Linked DNA regions of Homo sapiens: region 1 is linked to region 2. The links are chromatin loops, found by intact Hi-C in ENCODE. Cell type or tissue: dorsolateral prefrontal cortex. All regions are shown on one strand. Links, peaks and the distances in the headings refer to the core of each region. The heading gives the core; the rest is flanking DNA. Region 1 overlaps MDM1 (Mdm1 nuclear protein). Region 2 has its middle 12 kb from the start of IL26.

Evidence for each region. A loop is a pair of places that touch in the nucleus more often than their neighbours do. Peaks named below come from ENCODE experiments on the same cell type or tissue, not always from the same donor. Only the 100,000 strongest peaks of a DNase experiment are listed, where the experiment ranks them.
Region 1: it touches region 2 in a loop (2.4-fold over the local background); 7 of 110 quality-filtered maps call a loop at or near these places.

What each region holds. Positions count from the first base shown.
Region 1 is chr12:68,290,053-68,298,031 of GRCh38, reverse strand. It overlaps MDM1 (Mdm1 nuclear protein), which reads left to right. Exons shown (of 15, transcript NM_001354969.2): 14 at 1,050-1,109; 15 at 2,666-3,466. The coding sequence ends at 2,778. Among named protein-coding and RNA genes, the nearest start is that of MDM1, 38 kb to the left of the region's middle. RefSeq lists a silencer at 7,521-7,580. In dorsolateral prefrontal cortex, for the core only: no CTCF peak of the experiment used is centred there; no DNase peak of the experiment used is centred there.
Region 2 is chr12:68,234,121-68,242,099 of GRCh38, reverse strand. No RefSeq gene overlaps it. Among named protein-coding and RNA genes, the nearest start is that of IL26, 12 kb to the right of the region's middle. RefSeq lists an enhancer at 756-895. In dorsolateral prefrontal cortex, for the core only: a CTCF peak has its summit at 4,831; no DNase peak of the experiment used is centred there; H3K4me3 peaks cover 1,093 bases; H3K27ac peaks cover 1,968 bases.

The DNA.
Region 1 (7,979 bases), core at 1,859-4,358, 58 kb before region 2:
TCTGGCTTCTCACACCTGGGCAGGGTTATAAAACTCCCAAAAGTTTATGTCGTTTTTGTTAAGCTGTGGAGGGGCACAGCCAGGCAGGGGCTGGGTTAGGTGGGTCTGCTCTTTGACTCTCCACATGCCGTCTGTTAGTTTTTTAAAAAGATTTTTGCTCTTTTTAATTTCTAAGAATTTTTGAACATTGCATATTGCTTTTATACAGCATCCCATTCTTATTTCATGAATGGAATGTTTTATCTCTTTGAAGAGGAAAATGATACATATAATGCCTCTGTTTTGAATACATTACCCCTGCCCACAGTTGAACCTGGTATCCTTCAGTCAAAGTATCTCTGGTAAACTTTTAGAGACGAAACTTCCATGCCTCTTTGGGAAAGAGGGAACTACCCAGCTGTGCAAATTTAAAGGAGGACCTGGCATATTAACTATTTTTGTAAAAACATATTTAGGCAGCTTCCTGGTTCAGTCTTCCCTTCACTCCAACTTTCAGTGGTACTCAGTATGCCCAAACCCAGAGCCATCAGGGGAACAAGTTGGTTGTTTCTTGGTTTCACTCTTCTGCTGGCTTAAACTTCCACTTACTTGGGTATAGTTATACACTCACTGCTCTTCCATTTGCTTTCCATGTTCCAAAAAGTTTCTTGCTGTCTTATTTGCTCCCATTCTCTTTGTCCTATGAGTTTGTTCTTCTTGTAAATGCGTGTATTTAATTTACCATCTCTAATCAGAAGCCTACTACATTTCTTTAAAGTTAGAATAGATCAATATTATCATTGGAAAGAATATTAGGAAGTTATCCATAGTTTGTTTACATGCTTGCTAAGTGCATTATAAATTATGAATGGCCCTTTTATGGTAATTTCTATTAAGATATAAAATTAATTAATAAAATCTTTTTCATTTCTTAAACCTTTACTCACATGTAGGTTTGATAATTAATAAAATTTCTGACAGCCTACTTTTACTAACAGTTTAGTATATAATTGAGATAAGCTGTTCAGTGGCTTTTGAAGGATAATTTATTCTGCCTTTTTTTTTTTAAGTGGGAAAAGCAAGGATGAACAATTTGCAGTTACCTCAACATGAAGCCTTTAATGATGAAGGTATTTCAGTAGTCACATAACATAAAAGTTTGAGTTCTAGTCTATGAGAGTATAATGGCTTTACATTTGATTAGCACTTTATAGCTTATGAAGTACTTCCACAGATTTTTCATTAGATCCTTGAAACCCTGTGAGGGGGAGTGAAATTACCCCCATTTACAAATGAGTAAGCTGGGAGTAAAGTGGTAAAAAACTGTTCTAGGGCAAACATACAATAAGAGATTGTGCCTGACATCACAGCTGAGGTCAGTGTTCTTTTTCTTTTTCCACCTTGTCTAGCTGGGGGCTCAGGAATTTGGCCTAGTGTTACATCCATCTTTTAAAAAAATGCCTATATATTTTTGTCAATTTTCCATGGTCAAACAAATACATGATTAGAGAAAATTGACATTATTCTTTTTTGCTGTTTCGTTTTGTTTTGTTTTTGAGACGGAGTCTCGCTCTGTCGCCAGGCTGGAGTGCAGTGGCATGATCTCGGCTCACTGCAGCCTCTGCCTCCCGGGTTCAAGCGATTCTCCTGCCTCAGCCTCCCAAATAGCTGGGATTACAGGCATCCGCTACCACACCCGGCTAATTTTTGTATTTTTAGTAGAGATGGGGTTTCACCATGTTGGCCAGGATGGTCTCAAACTCCTGACCTTGTGATCCGCCCACCTTGGCCTCCCAAAGTGCTGGGATTACAGGCGTGAGCCACCATGCCCAGCCTTTTGTAGTTTTTATTCTGACATTTATTTGCTTATAATAGTGGCAGGAGACTTGAATTCAATATGAATAATTGAATCACTATTTTAATTCATCCTAAGAAGTATGGAATTACTGAACTTACAAAGTTTGAATTGGAAGTAAATTTAAATTTCATACTCTGTATCATACATTAAAGACTTTCTTTCCGTTTAGCAGGTTTAGGACTTTTTGTTATAATTCATTGAGCTAGAAATCAAGTTGTATGTTTTGAAATGCAAATGTCTGACAACTTTGAATCCAGTCCTTTTTTCTTTCTAATGGAAGAATAGTGTCTATAAATAACCTTATAAAAGATTTGCTTACTCAGAATGAGGAATTTCAGTATTAAGGAAGGGTAGCATATTAAAATCAAAAATTATTTCTACATTTAGTGAGATTATTTTAGAAATGTGATGTAAATGCCATGTTAAGGTATGGCATTTTGTTTTTAAAAAGTTTAGAAAAGCTTTTTGCTCAGAATAGCTGTGCTTTTTAAAGTAGGATAAAACAGTATTATGATGAATTATTTTCAAGTAATACTGAAATCATAGGCCGTGTGCTCTGTTAATGACGGGATTTCAAGAAGGAAAAAAATTTAACGATAAATGTTAAGATTAAAAGGTTTGATTTCTATATATGATAAACCTGGAAAACTACTGTGAGGTATCATGAGAGTGTTAGTATCTTACATTTCAGTAGATTACTTTTTTTCCTGACTAACTTGACATTGATAACACAGTTTGATGCTTTTAATTTTCTGTTATATAAAACACAATGTTTATTTAATAGATATTTTTGGCAATGAATATAATCTCGGGATTTTTTCATTGCAGATGAGGACAGATTGTCTGAGATTTCTGCTCGCTCTGCAGCTTCTAGTCTCCGGGCTTTTCAAACTCTGGCACGAGCTAAGAAAAGGAAGGAGAATTTCTGGGGTAAAACATAAACCTAGCTGAGTTGCCTTTATCTAAGGAAACATTGGCATAATTTTTCTTTATTGCTTACTGTGTTAAAATTTTTTGAGTGAAGTTTTTCCTAACGTTTTCTACTTTGAAATATTTAATTTCCAATAGAACAGTTTACTTGGAAATTGTTAACATAGGCTTATACAAATTTAACTTTTAAAGAATTCTTTTTACATCTATCCCAGAGTACAAAGACCTAGATTATTGAATTCTTCACATGTAACTTTCGTAATAGGTGTCATGGATAGATTTTCACCTATCCAGAGAGTATTCTAAAAAAATAAACAAAGTGAAGTAAAAGTTAAGATCCCAGTGTGAAGTATATATTCCCCTAAGATTTGATATATGTATCTTTATAATTGATGATGTTGTAAAATGAATTTGTTGTTCCTTTAACCTTTGCTGTAGTGTTTCTTTTTATTTTAGTTCCTTCTATACATGTTTGCAGTGTTAAGATAATTGTACTTTGAAAACACCAGCTGTATATATTTTTCTTATTTATGTAACAAAGTTTGCTGAAAGATATGTATATTTTTGATCTTTGAGTGTATTCTATTTGTGTAAGGACTTTGGCTTACATTTGAATAATGTCTAGATTTTGAAAAATTACCTGTATAATGGAGAATTAAAACTTTGTAGACATTTTGAAATAAAAATGGATCAAGTGCGTTTGGCTTCTCCAGAAAGTTATTACATGGAACAAATAATTATCTTGTAGAAGAATTCTACTCCTAACAGGTTAATGAACAGTTATACTTGTTTTGCAGCTGTCAGAATGGAATGGAGCCAAGTCTGTGATATTTTCGCACAAATGTGGGACAAAGAATTTCCAAGGCAGACTCATTTACAGAAATTTAACACAAAACTTTTTAAATATATTTCTTCACTCATGGGACATGTTCTGTTGTCATACTGTTTATCTTGCAAATCATGATAAATTTAAGTTTCTAAAAAATATGGATTTTACAACTATATTACATAAAATCTTTACAGTAATACATAGAAAGTACTGAAGCTAAAATATACAGAATATTCATGCTTATTGGTTAGAAAACAAGTGAACAATCTGTTCTAAAGTGATAATTGGTCAAAAGTGCATTTGCAAATCGTTGGTTCACAATAAGTTTGTTAAAGATCTTACATTATCATGAAGTTTTAAAGAACTGTAGGCATACAAATATTTGCCTATCTTCCACTGACCTTTAAACTAGTTTGTTCATTAAAGGCTACTAAGGCATTAAATATGAAAATAAAAGTTTGAAATTACAGTATAAGTGGACTTTAGAACACAAATTGGCTTCTATACATATCTGAACTGAGGCATGTTAATTGTAAAATAGGTTTGGAACTTACCTCTCTAGATACATATTTTCCTCTTCCTCAAAGGTTGGTTAGTCTAGTTGGTTAGGACAGAGTTTTCAATGGCTGACCACTGATGTATGGTAAAGAAGGGAATTAGAGCTAGCTTGCAGGGAATTTTGCATAACTCAGTCTATTTTATCTAAGCTGTAGATGTAAAATCTGGGTACACCCACTGGAGTGAATCAAACCACATGAACTTGATCTATCAGGTGTTAGAAGGATTAGGATATAGTTCTCATGGGGACAAGGTCATGAACCCAGTCTCTATGCAACAATTTAGCTCTGCAGTTATTGACTGCTTCTGTTAAAAACCCTATTCAGTGACTCAGGGGAGAGAATAGTGTTGAGGGCCCAGTAGTGTTTTAATTGCTCATACTAAGGGTAACTCAGAAGACATGCATTTGGGTTGGTGAGTAGTCTTAGTTACATGACAACTGCCCCTTGAGATTTGCTAGTATTCAGGAGCTGGGATTGCTAATTCAAATTTTTATTAGTTTTATTAAGGCATACTTTAAACTGCAGTTGTTAAAAAAATTAGAGCTCAGTGAGTTTGAATAGATGTACACATCTGTGAAACTAACACCACAATCATGATACATTATGTTTCCATCACCCCAAAAGTTTCTTCATATTCTTTTGCAGTCAGTCTGTCCTTCCACCCCTGGTCCCCAAGGCAACCAATAATCTGCATTCTGTTGGTATAAATTAGTTTACAGGAATTTTATATAAATGGAGCCATCCTTTATGCCTGGCTTTTACTTAGCATAATATTTTTGAGAGTCATCCATGTTTTGGTGCGCATGTTGCCTCTTTATTCACTTGCTGGTGGACTTTGGGGTTGTTTTCAGTTCGGGATTATAATGAATAAAACTGCTATCAGTATTGGTGTGCAAGTCTTTGTGTAGATATATGCTTTCATTTCTCTGCAGAATATCCAGGTAATTCAATTTTTATTCATCTTGAATATAACTTCTGCTTTGAGTATACAGTATATACTCAAATAAATATTATAAACTGGTAGCTTGATCTTTTCGTCTAAATTAATATCTCACAAGCCACACTGGGGAGCCAACCGCAGAACTGCAACGAGTGGTTTTTCTAAAATGCATACACCTACCTGCTTTTTTCTCTGCCCCTCCCCCATCTTCACCCCAGGTGTTGAGATTCTCAGTGTATCCGTGTTTGAGAGCCCTTATAAAAATGCACCAAAACACATACATGGGAGGTTTCGCATGTTAATTTCTGGTCTCATCTCTGGATCCCCATGGAATTCTGAACTCAAAATTAAACCTTGAAGGATAGTTGTGACGATTAAGGATAAATAACATGATAAATATGCTTGGTACATAGGAGGAAATGTTACCATGAGATTTAAGCATAAATATCATTTTACAGATGGGAAGACCGACTTAGATGAAATAACTGGCCCAAGATCTGAAGGCTGGTGAATTAAATCTAGGCCTCCTTACTCGAAATCCACCCACACTAACTCCTTTGAAGTGTGTATGCTAAAATTGCAAGTCCCACTGTGATTCAGTTCTCTCTCTGGTTGATTCATTTGGGAGTTAATTTTCTACTTTGCCTTCTTGGAAGATAAATGACTACCTTTTCTAGTCGGGAAAAAGAATATGTGAGCATTGAATTATTGTACAAATGGATTCAACCAGAATGAAAGCAAATTAATATTCAAAACAAGCTTGTCCTTAAGTAGAGAAGTGTTGAAGTTGGCTACTTAGGGAGCTCAAGGATGGATTATATATTTTTGTTTTAATTGTGCATGCACATATCAGACATCCAGAAAATATCCTGACTTCTGGAAGTTTACCAAAGGAACAAATAATGTAAAATGGTAGATGATCCCAGAATTATTTCTATTTGGTTTTGGAATATGTTTTTGGTACTTTTACATCTGAAAGTGGTAGTCATGTTAGTGTGCTCAGGGCCCAGTCTGTCAAACCACCATTACTCAGTTTCCCAAGGTGATTCTGCTGATAGAGATTACTCCAGGCCAAACAACAGTCTATGTCATTGGACTAGCTAGGGTTGTGCACCAATGGGTCTGGTCACATGGGGTCTCTGAGAAGCCAACTTGCCCCATGAGCTTGACTCATGGACTAAAAGCAGGCTACTGATCTCTTCAGCTCCGTGCTGATGAACTTTCTTGCTAATGTTGACTCTGCAATCTAACCATACGTGTCTTTCTCCCATGGCAAGTGGAGGCACAGAAAGACCCAGCCCTTTGCTCTCAGGCTTAGAGCCAAGCTTCTTTAAATCATATGTCATGTTTCATTCCCACCCTGAGGCTCTTATACAGGAGGCAGCTCCCCATCCTGTGACTCCTGCCATGTGGCAGGTAAGAGCAAAGGATGAGTCATCTTAAAGATGGCATCCATTTCTCTTCTACGAAGTGCTCTACCCACTAGTCTCCATCCGTAGTTTCATTCTGCCCTATATCCATATAAAGCATATCTGGAAATTGAGAAATGAGGACTTGGGGGACACTAAGCCACCTTTGGAAATCAGAACATGAGGCCAACAGGTAGAGTAATGTTTGGGGAGTTTACACCAATTCAGACCACATAATGGACAATTTAGATAATGCTGGGAAATTGTTCAGTTTCTCCCCTATACAGTCTACATGCCAGTATTATGCTGGAGCTAACTCATGGGCCAATCATTAAATAAGAATGTTGTGAGCAAGTTGTTAAAGTTATCAGTAGTTAGAAATTGGCCATGGTGGGAGTATTTACACCACTGAAATCAACAGATGCCATAAATTAGGGCTTCTCCCATTTACTGGGAGGCGGTTTACAAGCCCATCACTAGCTACTGCCTCAGTCTCTCCTAAACTTTCCATATCACTTGCCTGACAGAGAAAACAATCTACTTCAGAAAGCCAGCTCAAGATAAGCTGCTTTAATATTTATTATACCACTTACATATTCCTTGGCTTATACAAATGGTTTGGTTTAGTTTATTTTCTTGGCTGAAGTCCACCTAGAAAATAAAAACAAGCCACAAATAACAATAGACTTACAGAGGGAGACTATGCAGAGACGGCCTAGGAATCTATATGTGTAATCTTCCAGATTCTCATAGGTAGTTTGGGAACAACTGGCTTTGGGGTTATAGTAGCCTATGTTCTAGTCCTAACTCCACCTTGAGCAAGCCAATTGAACTTTGAGCTTGTATTCCTCATCTTGCAGATTAAGATCACTCACCAATTTAGTTTTCAGATTAAATGGCATAAGGTCTGTGAAGTTTTCATATATGCTATTTAAATGTTATTCACTTCAAAATGTTTAGTTTTATTATGTCGGCAAATTTTCATTAAAACAACAAGAAAAAAAGCCTTGTTTTAGAGAGGCTAAGGTTAAATCTAATAAGCAGGTGACAGGGTACCCTGAAATCGTGGCCTCTCATCACAGACCTATCAGTTGTGACCTACATTCAGCTTACCCAGAGGCAGTTTCAGGTAGGGGTGCTGAAATGATTTGTCTATTTCCGTTATGTGGTAAAGCGAAAAAAGACTGACTACAGTGTTGTGACTCAGCTACTCTAGAAGGTGGAACTAATTACCTGATAAATGCAAACTATATTAGCGTAACCATGAATTGGAGATGTTATCAGCTTTGAGTCAGGAAATGCAGAGATAAAGTACCCACGATAATTACTGATGAAAGGAAAGATAGTCAAGGTTGGTCCCTGAATGAATGCGTGCCCAATATCAAAGATTTCCTATGTTTGCTGCAAGTTTTTTTTGAATAAGGTGAATTAAATTAAACTCAGTTTTGTAATTTTAAGAAGAAAATATAAACTA
Region 2 (7,979 bases), core at 3,697-6,196:
TATAAAGTCTGCTTTTCTTCATGGTCCAGGACATATAGCCCTCCTGTGCCCAGCTTACCACCAGACACCGGCGAGTTAGCTCCCTGCAGCCTTGGCGTTATCAGTACTGCAGGCAGCACTCTTCGGCCCACGTTCCAGTCTACAAAATCCCCAGCAAGCCTTTGTTTCCCGGCAGTTAGCCCGTCTTTTACTAACTTGCCCATTGCACTCTTGCAACATATTATCATACTTTCTCTAATAAATCTGCCTTTCTTTACCTACAACTGTCTTGGTAAGTTCTTTTACCACCTGTACCATGGGCCTCAGATAGTTGCTGCTCACCCATGGCAGGTTCCAAATGCTGAGAGGCACTGATGTTCCCTTTCAGGGATGATAGAATTATAATATTTTTTTTTCTGTGATTAGCTGAGGTTAAGGAGTCTTTCCTTTTCCAAATGAGTCTCCATGTAATGACTAGAGCAAAAGTTGATATCATATTTTTTTTGGCCAGTCTTCTGGAAACTGAGCTATAAGTGGAAGAATATTTACCCCTAAAATTGGAAGGTAAGAAACTGAGAGACTTTATATTCTGATATATTTCAGAAGTAGCTAGAGTCAACCTTGGTTTTTCCTTCCCTAACCCTGCACATTGAATGTGTCAGAAGTCCTGTTTGCTCTAACTCCAAAGTAACGGCTGAATCTGTTCACTTCTCATTCTGGCTAAAGCCCATCCATGCCACTATCATCTGTCCTCTAAATTACCATAGTATTGAAGTTTCTAAAGTTCCTCCTACTGTCTGTTTTTAACTCAGGAGCCAAAGTAAACTTACAAATTAAAAACAGTAGATTGGGCACATCCTGGCTTCCCCTAAGGGCTTCCCTTCACAGTGAGAATGAAACTGAAAGTTTATATCATCACCCCACCTCTGCAGTCTCATCTGCTATCACCCTTCCCTTGAGCTCTCTGCTGCAGTCACAAGGCCTACCGGCTGGTCCTCACATGCACCAGTCTAGCTCCTGACAAGGAGTCTTTGCACTGGCTGTTTTCCTAAGCCCAGAACAATCTTCCCACTAATATTTCATGATAATTCCCTCCCTTCATTCAGGTCCTGCTCAAATGTTACTGCCTCAGAAAGATCTATGCTGGCCACCCTATCAAACACAACCTCTTCACCACCCTCCACACCCTCCCCTCCCCTCCCATCACCCCACTTCATTTTTCTTTGTTGTACTTAGCACATATGAAATTAGTTATTTATTTACTTTGGCCACTTATTTAATTTTCAGTATGTACTTATTGGGTGTTAACCTGATGCCATGGGGTGTGAAGGTAAACATCATACGTACAGAGCCCGTGTCCTCATAGAACTTGCATTCTAATGTAAATATAACAGAGGACATATAGTATAATAACAAGCATGGATATCTGCTATGAAGAAAAACAAAGTAGGGCGTGGGGGTAGAACTTAATGGGGGTTAATTTAGGTAAGGAGATCAGGGAAGGCCTCTTGGAGGGCAGATATCTGAATGAGGTGGGGACATGGGCCATGTGAATATCTGGGGATATCACCTTGAGATGAGGCAAGTTTGGCGTATTCAAGAAGTAGCAAGAAGGTTGGGACTGGAGTAGCCTGGGTAAAGGGCAAAGCTTAAGATGAGCCCAACATTTGACTAGGACCAGGTATGTGTGTCTTTGCAAGCTAGAGCAGGACTTTGGATTTTGTTCTAAGGCTGAGGAAAAGCCACCAGAGGGTTTCAAGCATGAGGAAGGCTTGGTATGACTCATGTTTTGTAAAGATCACTCTGGTTGATAATGCAGAGTAAATCTAGGAGGAGTAAGGATAGAAGCAAGGCCAGGACGAGAGTCTAGGAAAGAAGCAATGATTGCATTGGAGTGGAAGGGAGCAGAGCCAGAGAAATCTGGCTTGTGACTCTTACTGTGACACTCAGCATGGGTTGCCTGGGAAATAGGAGTTATGTATGAATCACATTCACAAACAGGAAAAGAAATTCTTTAGTGTTTCTTCTGGTTCTTCATTTATACTATATTATTCACTAGCAGAAAGTGCTCCGTATAGGAATTGAAGGAAGACAGGTGATTTTTTCTGAAAGGAAGTTTTTAAGATTTGAGTGAAGACACTTAGATGAGGAGAATGAAGTAATACCAAGGGTTGAAGGCTGAAGTCCTCTTGTCTCGGAGGCAAACACAGCCTCAGTGAATTTATCTTCTGCCTGAACCGAGGAGATTCACTGGATTTTTCTTGTAACAGCCCCTTGTTCAGGAGTATTTTCATTGGAAAATTGCATCAACTCAGAAGAGACAGAATCATTAAGCATTCCGTTTCTATGGGAATGAGGGTTTAAGTCACTTTACCAGGCAAAGGACTCCATTCTACTGTGGTACAGGCAGAGGGTAAGGGAAAAATAAAGCGGTGGTGGAAGAAAGAATCCACACTTGTTAACTTGGGTCTTTCGAATTGCTATAAAAGCAGGAGCTGTAGCAGATAGGATTTCTGTTCATTGTTTGTCTTCTCCCCTCCTTTCCTCCCTTTTATTTGAAGAGTACTTGTGGTGGCTAATATTTTTGTTTTCAGGTGGGAATATGACCACAATGACATCATCCTATAATGATATGGTAGCTGATGAGATTCTATATGTTTCCTAGGCTGCCAATACACATTTTTCACCTGGATAAAGATAAGAGTGGATGCTGAAGACACAAGGGATGCAAGGTGTCCATCTGGCCCTCCAGATCCATATTCTGTACTTTTCCACTCTACTTGGTGCCCAAAGAGGCTGACGTATATGGATTGGTTCATATACATGCAAGCTCCCTGGCTTTTGATTGTATTTGGCTAATGGAAGAAGTACCGGGAGATCGAAGGGTGGGCTGGGGGGTGGGGAGGATAAGGTCAGAGTATCTAATCCCTTGGAGCTCTCCTGCCAGGCTGCCATGCTGGTTGGCTATGTACTTCTACCAAAAGCCTCAGCTCTTGCAGACAGCCCTTCTCCATATAGATATCTTTGTTAGTTCTGAAAACCACTCTCAACCCTTACTTCAACAGCCAGCTAGCTGTTGTTAGTCTCAGGGAATTGCACTATTTCTTGTTGGTTTCCTTGAGCTCTTTCCACACCTGTTATGGTTTGAATGTTTGTGTTCCCTCCAAGATTCATGTTGAAACTTTATCTCCAATGCAATAGTATTAAGATGTGGGACCTTTAGGAGGTGATTAAGTCATGAGGGGTTCTCCCTCCTGAATGGGATTCAGACCCTTTTAAAAGAAACTCCACACAGCGTTAGGCCCTTTTTTTTCCATTCCACCTTCACCCTGTGAGGACACAGCATTCGTCTTCTCTGGAGAATGAACAACAAGGCGCCATCTTGGAAGCAGAGAGAGAGCCAGCCCTCACCAAACACCAAACCTGCTGGCACCCTGATCTTGGACTTCCCAGCCTCCAGAACTGTGAGAAATAAATGTCTGTTCTTTATAAATTATCTGGTCTGTGGTATTTTGTTATAGCAGCACACACTAACACAATGCCTTAAGAAAATCAATCTATTATTAAACTCTTATCCATTCCCCAGTTTGAACGTAGCATACATTTTCTACTGGGACTCTGCCCTATTTACTCTTCTTCCCCCTTCCATTTCCCGCCCCTCCCCAACTCCCACCCAGCAGCAGGATGGAGTCTGGGAATTTAGGTGAAATCATTTATGGACAATAAATAAAACCAATTTTGGGTGTGTCTGAGTCGTGTGTAAATTTTTGATCCTGTAACAAAACAAACTTGGAAACAACAGTATTTTGATTTCTAAAATTTAAATACTGTTTAATATTTTGTTTTCCTGTTTCTCCAACAGTTTTCTCCACAAAGAAGTAGAGGTGCTGAGGCCAATGTGCACTATCGCCTACAGGAGCCTAAAATTCCCTTCTGCCCCTCAGTCCCAGGAGTGCCCTTGCTCCTTTCTGTGTTTGCTCTTCCCTCTCTGCAGCATCCAAGGGCATTCATAGGAATCTTTGTTTAATTTGGGCTACTATGCAAGCTACAGGATGAGAGATTCTTTCACTGGAATAATTCTGACTCCTCTTAACCTTGCATTTTGGCTGATTCTGTTGTGTGTGGCCCATCTTCCTCCTCTTTTCTTGTTACAGCTACTAAAAATATTCAGGGTGACCCAACGTGTTTCTATTAGTCACAGTCCCTTCATTGTTTCTATGGGGCTTAACCATCTGGGTTCATTCTCTGCATCTTGAATCTTATGTTAGCCATGTGTGTGCAGTTTAATCTCTATAGCACCTAGAAATTGACCAGCTGAGTCCTTACCAGTAGGCACTGTTTCTTTTTGAAATTCACAGGCTGTGAGGTGCTTTTGTGAGCTGTTCTTTCATCTGTGACATTTTCATCTTGCCATCGCCACAGATGCTATTTTTAAGCACAGTAACTGCCCAGGAATTTTAGAACTCTTACATTGCTGCTTGTCTCAGTGAAAGCCTTAGAAATTTCAATTCAATTTAGTTCCTAAACGATTTTTTAGATCATAGGATATACAAGATCCTGTGGGATGGGCTTTGAAAACACAAGGTCAGATTTTATTTGGATGCTGCCCTGAAGGAGTCTGCAGTTGTCTTGCGAGGAAGACAGGCATGCAACAGCCTAGGGCACAAGTGGACTGACATGTGCTACCAGTGAGGCACCAACAAGATGACAATCATCATTGGGAAGGCACCGAAGGTTGCATTTAAGCTGATCTTTTGGAGGACAAGAAGGATTTAAATGGGTTCAAATGACAACACTGTGAAATTTCCCTTTTTTCTTCCCCTTTGCAATCCAGCCGTAGTTAATTGCTCCATCTTCAGGGCTCTCAAGGTATAATTTACATCTCTCTTAGCATTTATCACACTGTAGTTTAATCCCTTGTTATGTGTCTATCTTGAGAATTTTTAAGGACAGAAACTGTTGCCTACATTTAAGCCCCTATACCCTGAAAATGCCTGGCACTTTATAGGTGCTCAGTAAATGCTTGAGATGGATACACAAAGGATTGAATGGCTTTCTGGACCCAAGGACCCAGATGAGCAAAGAGTTGGGGATGTGAAAGTGGATAGAGTGCTCAGGCGAGGGCCACAAGTCCGTGTGGCTAGAGCACAGCTTGTGTGGGCAATGCAGTGGGAAACGGCCAGTAGCTGGTAACATTAATTCTCTTCAGTTTTCTATTTCTAGTCCCTGGAAACGCAGTTCTTGATGGGACTTATGCAAAGGGAGCTTGGTGGACTAACAGGATTTGGGCTCATACCGGGCCTCAGCCCCTAACCTGCTACAGGCTGATATGACAATTCCATCAACGCTGTGTACTTTCACTTTCTCTTTGGTGAGTTTAGGCAGCTGATACTCATGAAAACTTCCCACCACCAGGTGCTCACAGGAATGATACGAAAGCTGGTGCCACTGATGGTGTGGAGTAAAATCCATTCAAAAAACTAAATACACAGCAATTAAGTTGTTTCTGACACAGCCAGACAAGAGGTGTTCCCTCAAAGGGAACACTCAAACTGTAGGAGACCCAACTACAGCCTAGTTGGATTGCTTTTATTGATAATTGCTGACATGTGAAGGCTGCTAGGAACCCTGCGGTTTAAAGCCATGGTTGAATCATCTTGAGCTTTCTTCCCATGGTTTTGCCAAACTCTCCAGGCTTTCATCTTCAGAAGGTTGTTCCAATGGGGCTTGTCTACAGAGTGCATGTGATCTGCTCTTCACTGCCCCAGAACCTTTGCATGGAAAATTCCTTGTCCTTAAAATGAGAAGTACACCTATCCTCATGGAGAAATTAAATCACTTCCATCTTGGCTGGAAGAATAATTGTTTAAATTGAATTTTAATGATACTCAGAAATGAAAAATAAGGTGCACCGCGACCAAGCTCCTCTCCCTCTCCCCAGGCGGGGAGCCCAGGGAGATGCTGATTTGCCCTCCCTCCAAATGGACCTGCCCTATAGGCAGAAATCCCCTCATAATCTGTTTGGTCAAATATGTCTCATATGTTCATTCTGATCATTGGCTTAGATTAGGAATGGACAAGATTTTTGTTTGTTAAAGGAAAAATAGTAAATATTTTAGGCTTTGTGGGCCACATATGGTCTTTGTTGTATATTTCTTCTTCTTCCCCTCCTTGTCTTTCTCTTCTTCCTCCTTCTCCTCCTCTTCTTTTCCCCTACTCCTTCTCCTCCCGCCTTATCTTCCTTCCTCCTTCTCCTTCTTCTCAGCCCCTTAAAAGTGTAAATACCCTTCTTAGCTCATAAGCCTTACAAAAACCAGCTACAGGCCAGATTTGCGTCATGATTTGCTGACTTTGGGCTTAGATCATCCACAGTTCATCTCCTGGCACTACACACACTGACACCCAAACAAAATTCCATGATTAAGATTAAAAGACATTGGTTTTGTGGGCAACTATTAAGATCTGTTATGAGGGCAACTATTAAGATCTGTTATGAGTGGCAGATGGCAGATAAATTCAGCACTGGGTGTGACCCAGAGTTAACAAAAATTGCATTAAATTTCCATATCAACCACAGTTGTTATTGCAGAACAATAAAATAAAATCGTGACTATCGTAGCATTTTATCTTGTTAGCCATTTTATAAATAGGGCGTGTTAGGTTTACAGCAAAACTGAACAGAAGGTACAGAGATTTCCCATAAACACCCTCTGTCCCATGGATGCATAGACTACCCCATGATCAGCATCTCCCACCAGAGTGATATGTTTGTTATATTGATGAACCTACCTTGCTGTTAGCCATTTTTGATAACAATAAGTTTTTTTTTATTACAATAGACAATAAATCTCTGTATCATCATGGGAACCATCTCAGATTCTCTTGGTCTGTCTTGCTCCACTGCTGCCACTGCAGTGATCATCTCTGGCTCTTTCTTCCACTCTGGACTCAGATAAAGTGCCATGGAATAGGTTGTGGAATTTACCTTCCCCTTGGCTGCTAAAGAGAGCAGGTACCATCCAGAGGTTGAAGAAGTTAACTCCTCCTAGAGCAGGCGAGGAAGCTGGCATCTAACTTTCATTCCCCTCTCTCCTTCCCCTGGTCTGACCCAAGGCATGCTTCTGCATAGCCTTTGTGGAGACATCCTACATGGCCAAGAGGCTGGCTGTCTCTCTTCATAAAGCACTGGCTAGATCACTTATGCATTGCCATGAACTTGCTCCCCATCCTGGTTGACCTAATTTCTTTTTTCCATCACTCTCACTCTTCCCTAATAGAGCTTCAGCACAGAAACTTATCCTCATGCTCTATCTTCTGGGGAACCTGGGCTGAGCCAATTTCCTATGTGAATCTAAGCTCCATAACGGTAAGAGTTTGTAGGGGGGGCAAGGGATGGGGGTAAGGGGCATAGACAAGATATCTCTTGGCACCTAGTAGAGGCTCAACACATAATTTTTATTTTGCATTTTGAAAGAATTAATAAATGCATTGATTCAGGGCACAACCCATGGAAGACATGAGCACTGACAAGTTTGCTAGAAGAACTGGACACCTCTTATTAGTGGATTCCCACCATCAGAGAGCACCTAGGCCTGTAATACAAAGAAACACAGACATATTTAACTGCAGTAAAGGGAACAGATGGTGTGTAGGAAGTTATGAGAGAAAAGATGCAGAGAGAGAGAGAGAAGAAAAGTCATCGGCATCAGCCAACACAGGGCTGCACTAGAGGCTCCTATCTAACCCAGACACTCAGCTCATCTGCCCTCCTACCCTCTGCTTTGGTTTGAAATGCAGAGGAGAGACAGGAAACAATGATGAAGGCAGGGGAGGGGATGCCCACTGTGGGTTCTGTAGATGTCTAAGGCAAAATTAGGAGATAAAGAACTATTTGTGGCTGCCCAATCTCAGAAGAGGATCAAGAAGAAGCTTCCAGAGAAGCCCTCCGAAAGCAGAGCTCATCATTTTATGCCAAATGTCCCCACATTTCTTCTTCCTCC